2 separate regions of the Homo sapiens genome follow, and region 2 is linked to region 1. Evidence: chromatin contacts called from ENCODE Hi-C or POLR2A ChIA-PET data. All regions are on one chromosome and are shown on one strand. The core of a region is the stretch at or near the end of the contact, and the rest is flanking DNA. Distances in the headings are between cores, read along the strand shown. Region 1 overlaps PTPRO (protein tyrosine phosphatase receptor type O). Region 2 overlaps EPS8 (EGFR pathway substrate 8, signaling adaptor).

Region 1 (6,986 bases), core at 1,724-4,223:
TTAGCATCAGATTATACCTCATTATTAAAAGGAGGCATGGCCACACATGAAGAAATGGTCATTCTACTTCAAAGAAATTGAGCCAGCACTATCTGTACTCCAACATTACCGGATCTGGATTGGGGAGGTTGGTCAGGGAAGAGAGGGGTTCTACCCACAGATCAACTGTGTAATCTTTTACTATTCAAGCTATAATTCAGCTTCAAAGTAGAGTAGAAAAAAAATTGTCTTAACTGTTCTAGTTCTTGATGGTTTTCTTCCTTATTAACAGTTGGTGTTTCTTCCTTGGCCCTTTTGGACTAATGTTACTGTCCAAGTTCTTTCTCAAGAAACCACATCTGGTTCAGAAGAGTGTCAAGTTGGACTCTTTGAACTCTGTTGCTGTCTGAGCAATCGTGGTGCCTAGACTTTGCATTCCTTGTTCTGTTGACCTGCATACATGTGAGAGCTATTTCTTTAAGAACTATATAGGCTGTGAAAACGCACTTTCTTTCCCCCAAAGAGCTGGGAATTTATGAAGTTATGGCAATGAACTGCAGCATGCTGGGACAATTATTTGACTACTTTTTTTTGTAATATTGTCAAATGTCTCTATGGATTCTGACAGAGATTTCTTTTTGTTTTGTTATTCTTTTGGTTGTCAGTTTCATTTTAACGAGTGTAACTAGTAACATTTTATTCTTTGGATTTTGTATAATTACAGTACATGATTGTGTATTGTGACATGAATGCTGTCAAAATGACATTGATGGCATTGTGAAGCCTGTTACTTTGTGTCACTTCCTGATAAATAAGAGGTGATGACATGGATATACAACAGAAAACACTTTGAGTTGAAAGTAAACACAAGCTGGCTGCTTCCCTGTGGCAACTGTGGCTATTGTGAGCCTCCGTGTGTGTGCTTCCAGGAGGCTTTGCTCCTCTTCATGCACCCGACACTGCCCCTTCCCTGGCTTCCCTCCATCCCTGATCATCTTCATGAAGCCACAGATATAAGATCAGCTTAATATTTTATCAGTGACCTTAGTGTTGGTGAAGGATGCCAAATGAACAGCTCTGCACCCCACCGTCTCTTGTCACTGAAAAGGCTTGGCCATGGCAGACCTTGGCAGAGTTTCTTGCAAGATCTGGCCAGTGAGTCTCAGTTTCACCTTGCAGGGTGAATGGCAGAGGATGCCCATACCCTGCAGGTTAACAGCTTGGGCTCCTCAGGGGTTGTCAGTTCCTACTCACCTCCCTGCTACCACCTCCTCCTCTTCTTCTCACCCCCGACTCCTTTATTTCCCTTTTTGGACATTTTAATAATGTGTCGCACCATTCTCAGGAACAAACATGGTTAATGAAAGGTGGCAAAGGGATGTGTGACATTCTTAGATTTTCACACATGGGCAGTCAGGAGTGAAATGTGCAACCTTGGAAGAGCTGATACAATGTATGGTAAGCTGAAGTACGTTTCCAACACTGCTGCTCAGAGCATACAGAAGTTTTGCATCCTGGAACATTGCTTCCCATGAAACAAAGCACTTCATAAATATTTTATGTTTTTCTTGAGCACCCTTTCAAGGTAGGGATCAAATAGTGCCAGATCAATTTTCCCAAAAGGAAAGAGGAAGTATCCAGAGTTTAGACTGAAGGCTTAGAGTCAAAACTACAGGAAGGTCACACTGTTCTCTGGAACACTGTTGCTCTTCAGTTTGTAGAGTTTATGATGGAAAAGGCATCAGTCTGTCAAAAGACTTGTTTAATCCTGATAATGACTTTGGAATTATCTCTCCTGGGTCTCAGTTAATAAACTGAAGAATGACCTAATCATAACTCCATATCTTGCAACAGGTATAAGAAGTATCAGATACGATAATTGACCCAAAGGTGCTTTGTGTCTTGTTCTCTCATGTATGTTCCGTAAGGCTACTCTAACCAGTTCTGTTTCCACACCAGGACCCAACTTTAAGCATTCAGAAGGGAGGCTTCCAGAGCCTCTGTATTATTAACTAGGGTTTTTAAAATTCATTTGAGTAATGCTTTGTTCTAAAAGAACACAGGGGCCTTAGTGCATGTGTTCATAATAGCCTGTATGGCACACAAAAAGATCTAAAAACTTGAGCGTTACAAAACATTTCATTTTGAGTGCTATTTTTTTTTTCTTTTTTTTTTTGAGACAGATCCTCTCTCTGTTGCCCAGGCTGGGGTGTATTGATGCAATGGCGTGACCTTGGCTCACTGCAACCTCCACCTCCCAGGTTTAAGCGATTCTCCTGCCTCAGCCTCCTGAGTAGCTGGGATTACAGGTGCGTGCCACCACGCCCAGCGAATTTTTTGTATTTTTAGTAGAAACAGGGTTTCACCATGTTGGCCTGGCTGGTCTCAAACTCCTGACCTCAGGTGACCCCCCCACCTCAGCCTCCCAAAGTGCTGGAATTACAGGTGTGAGCCACCACACCAGGCCTTGAGGGCTATTGAGATCAAATTCCTTGGCTGCAAAAGATAATTTATGAAGTTAATTGAGAAACTACCATTAGGATCTAATTAATAAATGTAATAGTTGACAGCAGTATATCCATTACTTCATATGATGATTTCGTTTAACTTGAAAAAAGTGATGGATGACAGCATTTTTTGGAAAAGCATTTTAATTCGGGGTCTACAATTTCCCACTGTAAAGACAACATTGCCTCCAAAATGTAAAACTAGAAAAGTTACTACTTTTTTTTAATGTCAGATTTTATAATGTCTCTCCTTTCCTAAAAGCTGTTCCTACTCCCAAAAAGGTGACACAGCTCTCAAATGAGGCTGTGGTGTCAACAGGCAAAGCAGGATCAGATGCTTTGGATTTGAATTTTCTGCAGGCTACTTGATAGCTGCTTGCTAGAGGATTGGCCCTTAGCCAAGGAGTTAAAGTTACTGAGTCCAACCTCTAAGAGCCAAAATTCTCCCTGCTTTCTAGCAAGGAGGCCTTCCTTTACACCTCAGGAAATGTCTGATGTAATGTGCTTCAAATAGCTGGCTCGCTTCCTAGCTCACAGATCTCTAGTCTGGTACTTGGCACAGCGATGAAGTCTGAGAGTCATGCCCATCGCTGATTATAACATTCACTTTGGCCAAAGGGGTTATAAAGCAACAAAATATAACATGCAAAACCTGCAGACTTCCACCCCTGACTTTTAATAGCCTCATTTGGAACCATTTGAAGGAAATTTCAGCTGTGACATCTCTGACCCCTGGCCTTCCAGAACAGTAAGATTTTTTGCTTTTAGTTTTATCTGGTGATTATCACAAGGCCTTTTCCTGGTGGGTCACTGGATTAAAGATGAAGTATAAGGTTTAACTCTGGGAGTTGCATTACAGGAGGGTCATGAACAGACTGAAGGCTGTCCAGACATTGTCACTAGAACCACCGGAAATGTGGAGAAATAACAGGTTATGATAACAAAACCTGGGAAAACTGGGGCTATTAAATCTGGAGTAAAGGAAGTCATTTATTGAATCACTCAGTCAACAAATGTGTGTTTATCTAATCATATTGTAGGAATCACTCAATCAATCCATCTAAGGTTTCTTGACCACTTGCAATATGCTAGGCCCTATGGTAAGCACAAATATGAAGGCTTTTAAAAATAGGCTATATAATCAGTTTTAATACTGTTGTTGGAATGTTCAAGAAAGCCTTAGCCAAGTCTTTTTCAACATTTTTATTTATATCTTCCAAAACTTCGTCAACATATCTTCTGGACATACTCACCAGCCATCATATTTAATGATGTTCAATATTTTCCTCAATGGCTTATATAACAGAAACAACAAATGTTCATTGTTTTTTTACTCATAAACCACTAGAAAGCCTGACATGATCGCTCTTGCTTGATGAGAGTCACCAAACTAGTCCTGCCCTCCTGCTCATAACAAGAGTCTCCTCCACCGTGTTCCTGGTGGATGGCTAATTCTTTTCTACAGAACACTTTTAGAGGGAGGAATTGCTTCTAAGGTAGCAAAGCATTTTTTCTTTTGTTTACACATCCAAGGACCTTACTAATATTAAGAATGTATGAGTCTGTGCCCCTCATGGGCATAGGCTTGAAGCCCAAATCTACTTCCCCATCTTGGAAAAAAAAAAAAAAGATCAGGTTCTGTGGCTGCTTTGAATACCGGACTGGCTTCTCACTTGGCAGCAAAGGAGATGGCACCTGACTCAGGGAGCAATGGGGGTTTCTTTCTAATGTGCTAATCCCTTTATGTTCATATCCTCAACTTCAAAACATCATTAGGAAGTGAGAATACTCATTTCCCAGGTGACGAAGTTGAGAGACAATAAGGTGAAGAGGCAGCGTAGTTAAATTACAACTACAGGGTTAGAAAGTGGCAGAAGCAGGATTCCCGGCCAGCTCTGCCCAGCCCTAAACCTTTTCCCCCACAACTTCATGCTGTTTCTCGTTCATACTTAGCATGGATAAAGTGCAGTAGGATGGAATTAATAGATTCATCTCCAGGTAATGTGTTTAATATAGAGGGCAGACATTCAATTTGAGAAATGGTAAATCTCTAACCTTCTAAGAAAATCATTTATTTATTGAACCTTTCATGCCAGGCACCGTAGAAGGGGCTATGGCTATGAAGATGGATGCAACAAGATTCTTGCTTCTAGTTTACATTCTAATAGGGGAAATCAGAAGTAAAAATAAGGGCAACAAAGTGTAACAGACACCGTGATAGAAACACAAAAAGTATCCAATATAGGTCCAAGGGAAGGATAGGTGATCTTTTTTTTCTAGAAGGGTCAGGAAACACTATACTACTATATTAAAGTACTAATAACTATAGGGCCACATTAAGCAATACTAAAGAGGAACATTCATTGCTCATTCAGCAAACATGAAACACCCAGTATGCATCAGTCACTGGGGCCCATATGGATGACTAATCCTCCCACCCTGCCTTCTGAACCTATTCTTCTTGGCACCTTCCAAGGGGACCATTTCTCTTAAGATGTCCACAAACAGCTCCAGCTCATGTATCACTCAGCAGAATCTAGTGGATTTACTCTTACTGCAAACCTAACAGAGCATACTGGGACTACTTTTCAAGACCCTTTGCAGAGTTCTGGGCAATGGAATGTGTGCTTCCTGGCCTCTGGACCATGAAAATTACCCAGGAGCAACCTTCCATTCCACCCTCCCCCACCCCTCTTCTTTCTTGTCTCTCTCTCTCTGTGTGTGTGTGACTGTGAATGTGTGTATGTCTCTTTCTCTCTCTCCCTCTCCTCTACCCCAACACAGATGGTGGTGCCACAGATAGGAGGACTCTGGGTCCCTGAATCACCACTTGGGGCAGGGATATCTGGTAGCATTGGCCCATTATGTGATCAAGAAATAGATTTCTATTGCATTGTCACTGAAACTTGGTCATTGTCAGTTACAGCAATCAACCTGCCCTTAACTAATATGGCAGCACAAGGATAACCTTTACAACAATGTTCCATCTAAGTTACAATAGGAAGTTTTCAGAGCAATGGTGTGTGACTGCCCAGTAAAATTCCCAGAAGACAGTTAAAGATGAAGCAGTGCAGAGCAAAGTAAACCCACAATGCAAAACAAGGGTTCAGGAAAGGCCACAAAAGCAATAATGGTTCCTTTAATAAATAAACTTTTTAACAGAAATATATGAATTCTTCTTTATAAGTTGTTTTCCTCCAGGTTAGATCTCTCCTGATCTTTTGGTTGTCATTGCTTTTCACACCCCATCATAAGACCATGACTCAGGACACCCACTAGAACTTCTTACCCTTACACTAGGCCATTGCCTCTGAATCAGACTCCTGGATTCCTATTAACAATATACCCCAAAGTGGTTTCACATCAACAAAAGCTCACACATACAGGAGCCCATGAGGCTTGGTGTTTGGAGTGATGCTGGGCAACCCAATCCTTTACATTTTGTGCGTGTCCTGGTGCGTTCCAGGGCCATGGTCACAGTTCAAAGCCAGCTGACACGAAATATTTTTGTTCAGTTCTAAGAGCACCAAAAAGTTCAAAGGGCAGTTTAAACTAGAAAAAGTTAACTGTAACCACTACATCCTTTATAAATATAAAACAGGATGGTCTTAGAAAGGTTCCTTCATGTCCAAAACCAAATTAGATCATATTGCCCCTTAACCAATGAACTTGGGAAGTGACACAGGACAGGGTCCAGCAGGACAGCAGAGCAGAGGGGCTTAGAATAAGGGACTGTGGTTGAAGAGAGGCTTGAGCTAAGTCTCTGCTCCTGACTACATATAACTCAGTCATCTAATCTATGAAATGACATCCTGATGGTAGCTTTCACATAGGGAGTCTTAGTCAGGGCTGCTGTAACAAAGCACCATAAACTAGGTGGCTTTAAATATTTCTTACGGTTCTGGAGGCAGTAAGTCCAAGATCAAGATGCCAGCATGGTCGGTTCTGGTGAGAGCCCTCTTCTGGGTAGCAGACAGCTGCCTTCTTGTATGCTTACATGGCAGAAACAAGGCAAGAGAGCTCTCTGGGGTTCCTTTTATCTGGGCACTGATCCTATTCATGAAGGTTCCACCTTTATGATATAATTACTTCCCAAAGGCCCCACCTTCTAATATCATTACATTAGGGATTAGGATTTCAACATATGAATTTTGGGGGCAAATTCAGTCCATTGCATAGGGCATCAGAAGATAACATGTGTAAGGATCTGAAAACAATACCAGGAATAGTTTAGTACATTACATACCACCCTGTTACAAGCCAATCTCCCACAGTCTCTAAGGGCCATCCTGATAGTCTTCAATAGACTTGGTAAGAGCATCTGAAGCTGGTATCTGACCTAGACTGACTGGGTTTTTCCAGGGTGACACCTGAACCCCCTCCCCTGGCAGCTACCCTCACAGTCACAGACCTTGGAATATAAAAGAGGTATAGTCTGTGACCCAATGTGGATGACCTTGTGTCATAGGCATTTGATGCAAAAGCAGAAGCTAGTGTTCC
Region 2 (6,986 bases), core at 2,857-5,356, 130 kb after region 1:
CTTCTTTCAAAGACTTCAACATTAGGTAAACATGAGACTTAGACCCAGAAAGAAAAAGTAGCTTTTCTTAATATGAATAAAGTTTATCAAAGTTTTATGTGTTGTCAAATCATATAAACTAATTCAGATCAGTTCTATTTCAAATTTTGACTGTTATGGTATAATAAGTACATATTAAATAGTCACTTTGTATGAGTCTTATGTATGAATATTTTAGAAAGACATACGATATACATATGCATATCTCCCACACAAATTATCTTAGCATTGCTCTATTTTGTAAGGGAGACTGTTTACAGACATCTCAATATCTGTAAGTATGGATATCACTTTACTTTTAAAACTTTTCAATCTCTGATATGGTTTGGCTATGTCCCCACCGGAATCTCATCTTGAATTATAGCTCCCATAATTCCCATATGTCATGGGAGGGACCTGGTGGGAGATAACTGAATCACAAGGCAGTGTCCTCCATACTGTTTTCATGGTAGTGAATAAATCTCAAGAGATCTGACAGTTTTATAAGGGGTTTTTCCTTTCACTTGGCTCTCATTCTCTCGTACCTGCCACCATGTAAGACATGCCTTTCACCTTCTGCCATGATTGTGAGGCCTCCCCAGCCAAATGGAACTGTGAGTCCATTAAACCTCTTTTTCTTTATAAATTACCCAGTCTTGGGTATGTCTTTATCAGCAGTGTAAAAACAGACTAATAAGATCTCCGAAGTTCTTTTCTCCAAAACTTAAAATAGCATACAATGCATGAAAATAATAAGTCTTCAGTTCACTTTGTCATTTTGAATTATGTCACAATGAAAAAAATTCAACATCCACAGATCACTCACTCCTAGGTATCTTGTTAGGAAAAAAAAAAATCCACTTTCTTTTTCAAGGTAAATGTCATTCTGCATTCCAATAGGATACCACCAGTCCACAGATCTGTGTCAATAAATCAGGATAAGCCAGCAAATCTGATACTTACCTGCTAGATAACTGAAGCAATTTCTACTCGTTTATGGGGACTGTCTGGAATTTTAGCAGCAATGTGCTTTATCTCATACCACTAACTGTGTATCACCTGAAATCACCCTCAAGAGATCTCCGGAAAAGTCATGTAGCTGGTTGCAGTGGCTCACACCTGTAATCCCAGCTACTTGGGAGGCCGAGGCAGGAGGATCACTTGAGCAGAAGAATTGAACAGGAATTCAAATCCAGCCTGGGCAATATAGTGATACCCTGTCTCAAAAAAAAAAGGAAAAAAACTAAAAAAAAAAAAAAAATCTGCATGGGTGTGCACATACATTTTGTAGTTTACACGGCACTTCATTTACATTGTCCTGCCTAATTCTCATACCTTTGTTACCTTATGAAAAATTCTAAAATACGGTGACACAATGGGTCTTCATCATATGGTGATTCACTCACCACCACAGTATCAACCTTGGACATTAGACCTGTAAAGATCTCATTATCTCATTAAAAGAATCCTGACTCATCATCATCAAATAACAGAGAAATGAACAAAAAGATGGAAAAATATGAATTTTAAAAATTTACAAGCTCTGTCAACATACAAGTTTTATTATATATTTATCAGATGTGTGTCTTAAGCATTTGTTGAAATTTGTCTCACATCAGTAGGCTGCTTGATTGGTTCAAAAATAAGATGCAGAATTTGGCCTTTAGGTTTCTCTGTTTTACAAATACAGGTATAGATACACATATTAAAAGTGTACACATAGCACATGCATACACTGAACAGCATAAACACTGAACAAAACATAAATCTAATAAAAAATCATACTTAAATATAAGATCAGAAGACTTTAATATGATGGCTAGTTATCAGTCACTCATGAAAATTGAATAGACAGAAAGATTTAAGGAAGCAAAATGCCACTTCTCCTCCAGAAAGCCTTTGTGGGGAGCTGATATCTGAGGACTATTTCACAAGAGAAATTAAAGAGCTGACAAAGCAAGAAGGATTGGGTGCCTTTTTTTTCAGATGAAGGACATGTTGAGGAACAAAGATTACAAGCAGGAAAGCAGCAAGAAACAAAAGGGATAATTACACTGTCAAGAGTGACAGAGTGATGGGATTTACGGAGGGGGCTGGAAATCTCAGACTCATCTGTGGGATATAAAATTCAGTCTCTGTGGTTGGCAAGGAAGAAAATCTTAAAAACAAATCCCTGAAGAGGAAAGCACTGGCTCAGAAGAGTTCAAATATCTGCCAAAGTCCAAGTAGAAGGACCAGAACAAAAGCTCTGTAGTGATACATGCCAGGTAGTTATAAAAAATGGTCAAGGGAGGGGGTCAGATTTTGTGAAAAAGCCTGATGTCTGTGTGGTGACAGCAAAAAATGAAGATACACACTTACATACATACACATGGAATGCTTTCTTGCCAGAGATATTAGTGATATAGTGGGCACTCCTTAAAATAGTGAGACAGCAAAAAGAGGCAAATTTTGAAATGACAATCTGTAGCTTTATTTTTCTTAACTTGGTCTGAGCTGGTAATTAGTTAATCTGTTCCTGCTTTGCCTCCTGAAAGAATGAATAAAGATTTACCGAGTGCCTACTATGTAGTGTGTACTATATTAGGGATAAATGAAATCATATAGTCATCCTTGAAGCAGAAATGATTACTCCACTTTCATTAGTGATGTAGAAGGAAGAGAGAGGAAAATTTAATTCAGGCTAATTAAATAGAAAGCTATTTTCATTACTGAAAGTTATGAGTTGGAAAAGACACAGCATAACCAGAACTGTACTAATTTAAACATATGACAACTTAGATTTCAATTGTTAAACAGTTAAGAATGACTACAGTTCAGTGAGTGGTATTTTTTCAAGGTCTGAAACTCACTAGCTCTCTGAAACCATCATTCCACTCAGGAAATTTTATGAATTTGTTTAGTTAAATCTAAGTTAAGTACAAGTGACTACGTTTTTACTGTTTAAATTTTTTACAAAGCCTGGGCACCTGGGGTTCTGATTACTTCCCTCGTGGATTTAATATCTACCTTTATACGTAGGACTTTACACAACTGGGTTTGCTTTAGAAGCAACGATTCGAAGTAGATTAACTCTCACTATATCCCCAAGTAGATCTGACCATTTGGCATATAGTATATATTTCTAAATCAACAACTCATTTTATCATCCCAAATTCATTGTTTTACTTGTGTCCATCACTCCTCATTCTTGTGTTTTATTTTAAACATAATTGAAACACTTTAATATTTCCTTTAATGTTGGTAGATACTAATAAATTTAACTTAAGACAACTGACCCATTGCTACAACTTTTGTAAATACAGTAAAGCAAGGTATTTAAAATTCTGACTCATTAAAATAAAGAATAAGGCTGGGCACAGTGGCTCACGCCTGTAATTCCAGCACCTTGGGAGGCCGAGGTGGGCGGATCACGAGGTCAGGAGTTCGAGACCAGCCTGACCAACACGGTGAAACCCCGTCTCTACTAAAAATACAAAAATTAGCCGGGCGTGGTGGCGCGTGCCTGTAATCCCAGCTACTCAGGAGGCTGAGGCAGGAGAATCACTCGAACCTGGGAGGTGGAGGTTGCAGTGAGCCAAGGTTGTGCCACTGCACTCCAGCCTGGGCGACAGAGCGAGACTCCATCCCCAAAAAAAATAAAATAAAATAAATAAGTCTAGTTTCCTTTACTAAGATGCTTTTATCAAGATGGTTCTCCCATAATGCTTTAATAAATGATGAAAAACTTATAACTGCAGCATAGAATAATTCCCTACCAGGTCTGACTGCAATGGAAAGATTTAAAGCCCTGTGAAATGAGTAAGCCCCTGCTACTTAGCACTGAAAGGGAATAATCAACAGATTAAAAAGCATTGATGTAGCTAATTCTACTAAATCATTAGTTTTGCATTCTACCTACTAGCTTTTTAGTGATGGAACTTTAACTGTTACCAAAAGCGTAGTCGACTGGTATTATAGAAAGAAAACACAAGTGACCTAATCCAGAAGAATCATGCCAACCATAAAACTCAGCAGATTATTCATCACCATGGCAATAAAAGCAGGCACGGAAGCCAATTCATAGATTCCATTTTCAAACCAGGGGGGGTGCCTTGTGGGTGTATGTGTGTATATAACTTATCCAGTGTCCTTGCCATGCTAATAACAATCCAAGATGAAGCTTAAAGAAACTACAGCAGTGGCCCTTTTAAGAACACTGGATCCCGACTCATGGAAGGGTCATCTGTTCCTCACTACAAAGAACCTTAGAGAATGTTACACAAACACAGCAACAATAATAAGGAACACTCTCCCGGGTGCTGAGTCATTAATAGAATTTGAAGAGTCAGGCATTGCTCCTAATACCACCATATTTATGTGAGGATAGCATATATCTTTTACATGAAAATACAAGGCCTAAAATCACAGATTTTACTATTTACATTTCAGTGAAATATTTATGCTTTGTGACTTACTTGAACACAAAACAACACTCCATTCCTGAGACTTTCAATAAGTTTAAACTGAAAATGTTTGTTGCAGAGATGCTATTTCTAGAAATATTTAAAGCACAATATATGTTAATATCAAACTTTGGTAGCAAAATATTCAAGCCAATAAAAATGGGCTAAAGGACACTGTTAAGAAAATGAAAAGACAAGCCACAGACTAGCAGAAAATATTTGTAAATCCATCTTTTTTAAAAACATTTCTTGTAAGGCACTGTGCTGGCAGCAAATTCCCAGTTCTTTTGTCTGAGAAAGTCTTTACTCCTCCTTCACTTTTGAAGGATAATTTTACTGGATACTGAATTCTAAGTGATTTTTGTTTCTGTTTTCCAATACTTTACATACTTCATTCTACTCTCTTCTTGCTTACATAGTTTTTGAAGAGATGTCCGATGTAATTCTTACCCTTAATCCCCTAAAGGTAAGGTGAAGTCACCCCCCGACCTGTCAAAATCTTCCCATTGTCTTTGAATTTCTGCAATTTGAATAAGATATGCCTGTCTGTAGATTTTTTGGTGTTTGTCCTGAGCTTGGCGTCTCTCATTAATTTTGAGCTTCCAACATTTGTGGTTTGATGTCTGTCATTAATTTTGGAAAATTCTCAGTCATTATTATTTCAAATATTTCTTTTGATCCTTTCTCTCTTTCTTCTCCTCATGGCATTCCCATTCTGCATATGTTACACCTTTTGTAATTGTCTCACAATTCTTAAATATTCTGTTTCAGTTTTTTCCTTCTTCTTATGGCTTCGGTTAGGGAAGTTTCTATTGCCCTACCTCCAAGCTCACCGATTCTTTCATTAGCCCTCTCCAATCTACTGATGGCATCAAAGGAATCAAAGGCATTCTGCATTTCTGTTAGTTTTTAATTTCTTTAGTTGTGTCCCACAAATTTTGATATATTCTGTTCTCATTTTCATTTAGTCAGTGTATTTTTTATCTCCCTTGAAATTTTCTCTTTATCCTATGGATTATTTAGAAGTGTGTTGTGTTATCTTCTCAATGTTGGAGATTTACTTATCTTTCTGTTATTGATTTCTAGTTTGACTCCACTGTGTTCACAGAATGCGTGTATGATTTCAATCTGTCTAAATATGTTGAGGTACTTTTTATAAGCAGGAATACAGTTTATTTTGATATGTACAGTGCCTTCATTAATGTTTACATAGGTATGATTAACTCTCAAGGTCTGTACCTCCCCACACACCTCTTGAATAGTATCTCTCGATTAATCCTGTTTAAATACATTTTGATTTAACTATTCACAATACACTTCTAGGGATCAAGAACCTAAAATGGCTCCGTACTGGCTATCACAACACTGTAAATTCACCTGTGTAGCTTCTGAAGTCCATCGTCACCTGGAACCCTCTCCATTATATCAACTCCCATCTCTATAACTTTGGGGCATCTCAACTTTTCCTTAGTTTTGATAACCATATTGATAATTACAGTTATTTGATAAACACTTTTGTAATACACACACACACACAGAGTCATTTACCCATTCAGCTAACTTATGAAATAGGTATGATAATCATGATTTTACAACAGAAGAAATAAAAGCTCAGAGTTTGGTACTTGCCCAAGACCACATAAGTTAAGTGGCAGAGCCAGGTTTCAAATTCAGATCTTGATTACTCTAAAACTTCTGCTGTCCATCACTGGAAGAATAAAAGCATGACTTTTTTTTTAGCACTTGATTCCATCCAGTTTAATTTAACCTATATTGGGGAGTATAAACTGTAAGCATGGAGCTAGGTACTTGAAGACAATTCTGAAAAATAAAGATTCAACAAGATACACTAGAACTAGACTATAATTGTCTGCAGGCAGCTTAAAAACGATGGGACTTTAAGATAGATAATTCTAGTTTGTAAATAAAACTATGAACTCTTTGAGGGCAGGGGCCTTCTCTTTACCCTGGCATATGACTACTCAATCTTCTCTGTATTTGCTTCCTGTTTTCCTTTTAAGAGAATTACGAACCTATTAGGACCACTATACATTGTTATCAGTATCGACTAGTTTCTAACCGCTGCTCATCTATACTTCCTTTCTTGTTGGTTCCTTAAGAGAGTCTCCCATAATAACTATGTCCTCAAATTATAATATAGCCCTTCTTTTCCTTCACTCCCCTCAGAAAATAATTGCATCTCCCATATAACTAAAAAAAAAAGAGATACAAATGGCATGCCCTCCTTTACATATAAATAAGAATATCTACAATAGCACACAAGGTCTATTAGATGTTAAATACTGCTTTAAAAATAGATTCACAGATGACATTTCAAATATCCCATTTACTTATTTCAGAAATGCCTCTTGTGCAAAAAGTTCAGTCAAAAATATATATCATAGTACCTTAAAGGCATATCTATATATGACATAGAAATTCATCTTTTTTAGATAGAATAATTAAAATGTCATGGGCAACTGCTATCCAGGTTTTTAGCTAGCTTAACCAAATCCTCTAAAC

Evidence for each region. A loop is a pair of places that touch in the nucleus more often than their neighbours do. ChIA-PET counts read pairs that join two places held with the same protein, here RNA polymerase II (POLR2A). Pooled maps may share reads with other maps.
Region 2: a pooled map shows a loop between it and region 1 (4-fold over the local background). The contact joins two enhancer-like sites. A Hi-C loop is called at or near these places in 2 of 168 maps with a recorded cell type or tissue (Caco-2 and HepG2) and 4 of 50 pooled maps. POLR2A ChIA-PET finds 5 or more read pairs at or near these places in 1 of 52 experiments (activated naive CD4-positive, alpha-beta T cell).

Annotation. Positions count from the first base shown.
Region 1 is chr12:15,596,523-15,603,508 of GRCh38, forward strand. It overlaps PTPRO (protein tyrosine phosphatase receptor type O), which reads left to right. Exons shown (of 27, transcript NM_030667.3): 27 at 1-1,809. Among named protein-coding and RNA genes, the nearest start is that of EPS8, 190 kb to the right of the region's middle. Within about 2 kb of position 2,974, at least 10 of the 41 ENCODE cell types and tissues checked have a DNase peak (open chromatin) inside an H3K27ac peak, as active enhancers do.
Region 2 is chr12:15,724,210-15,731,195 of GRCh38, forward strand. All of the region lies in intron 1 of EPS8 (EGFR pathway substrate 8, signaling adaptor), which reads right to left. Among named protein-coding and RNA genes, the nearest start is that of EPS8, 62 kb to the right of the region's middle. Within about 2 kb of position 4,107, at least 5 of the 41 ENCODE cell types and tissues checked have a DNase peak (open chromatin) inside an H3K27ac peak, as active enhancers do.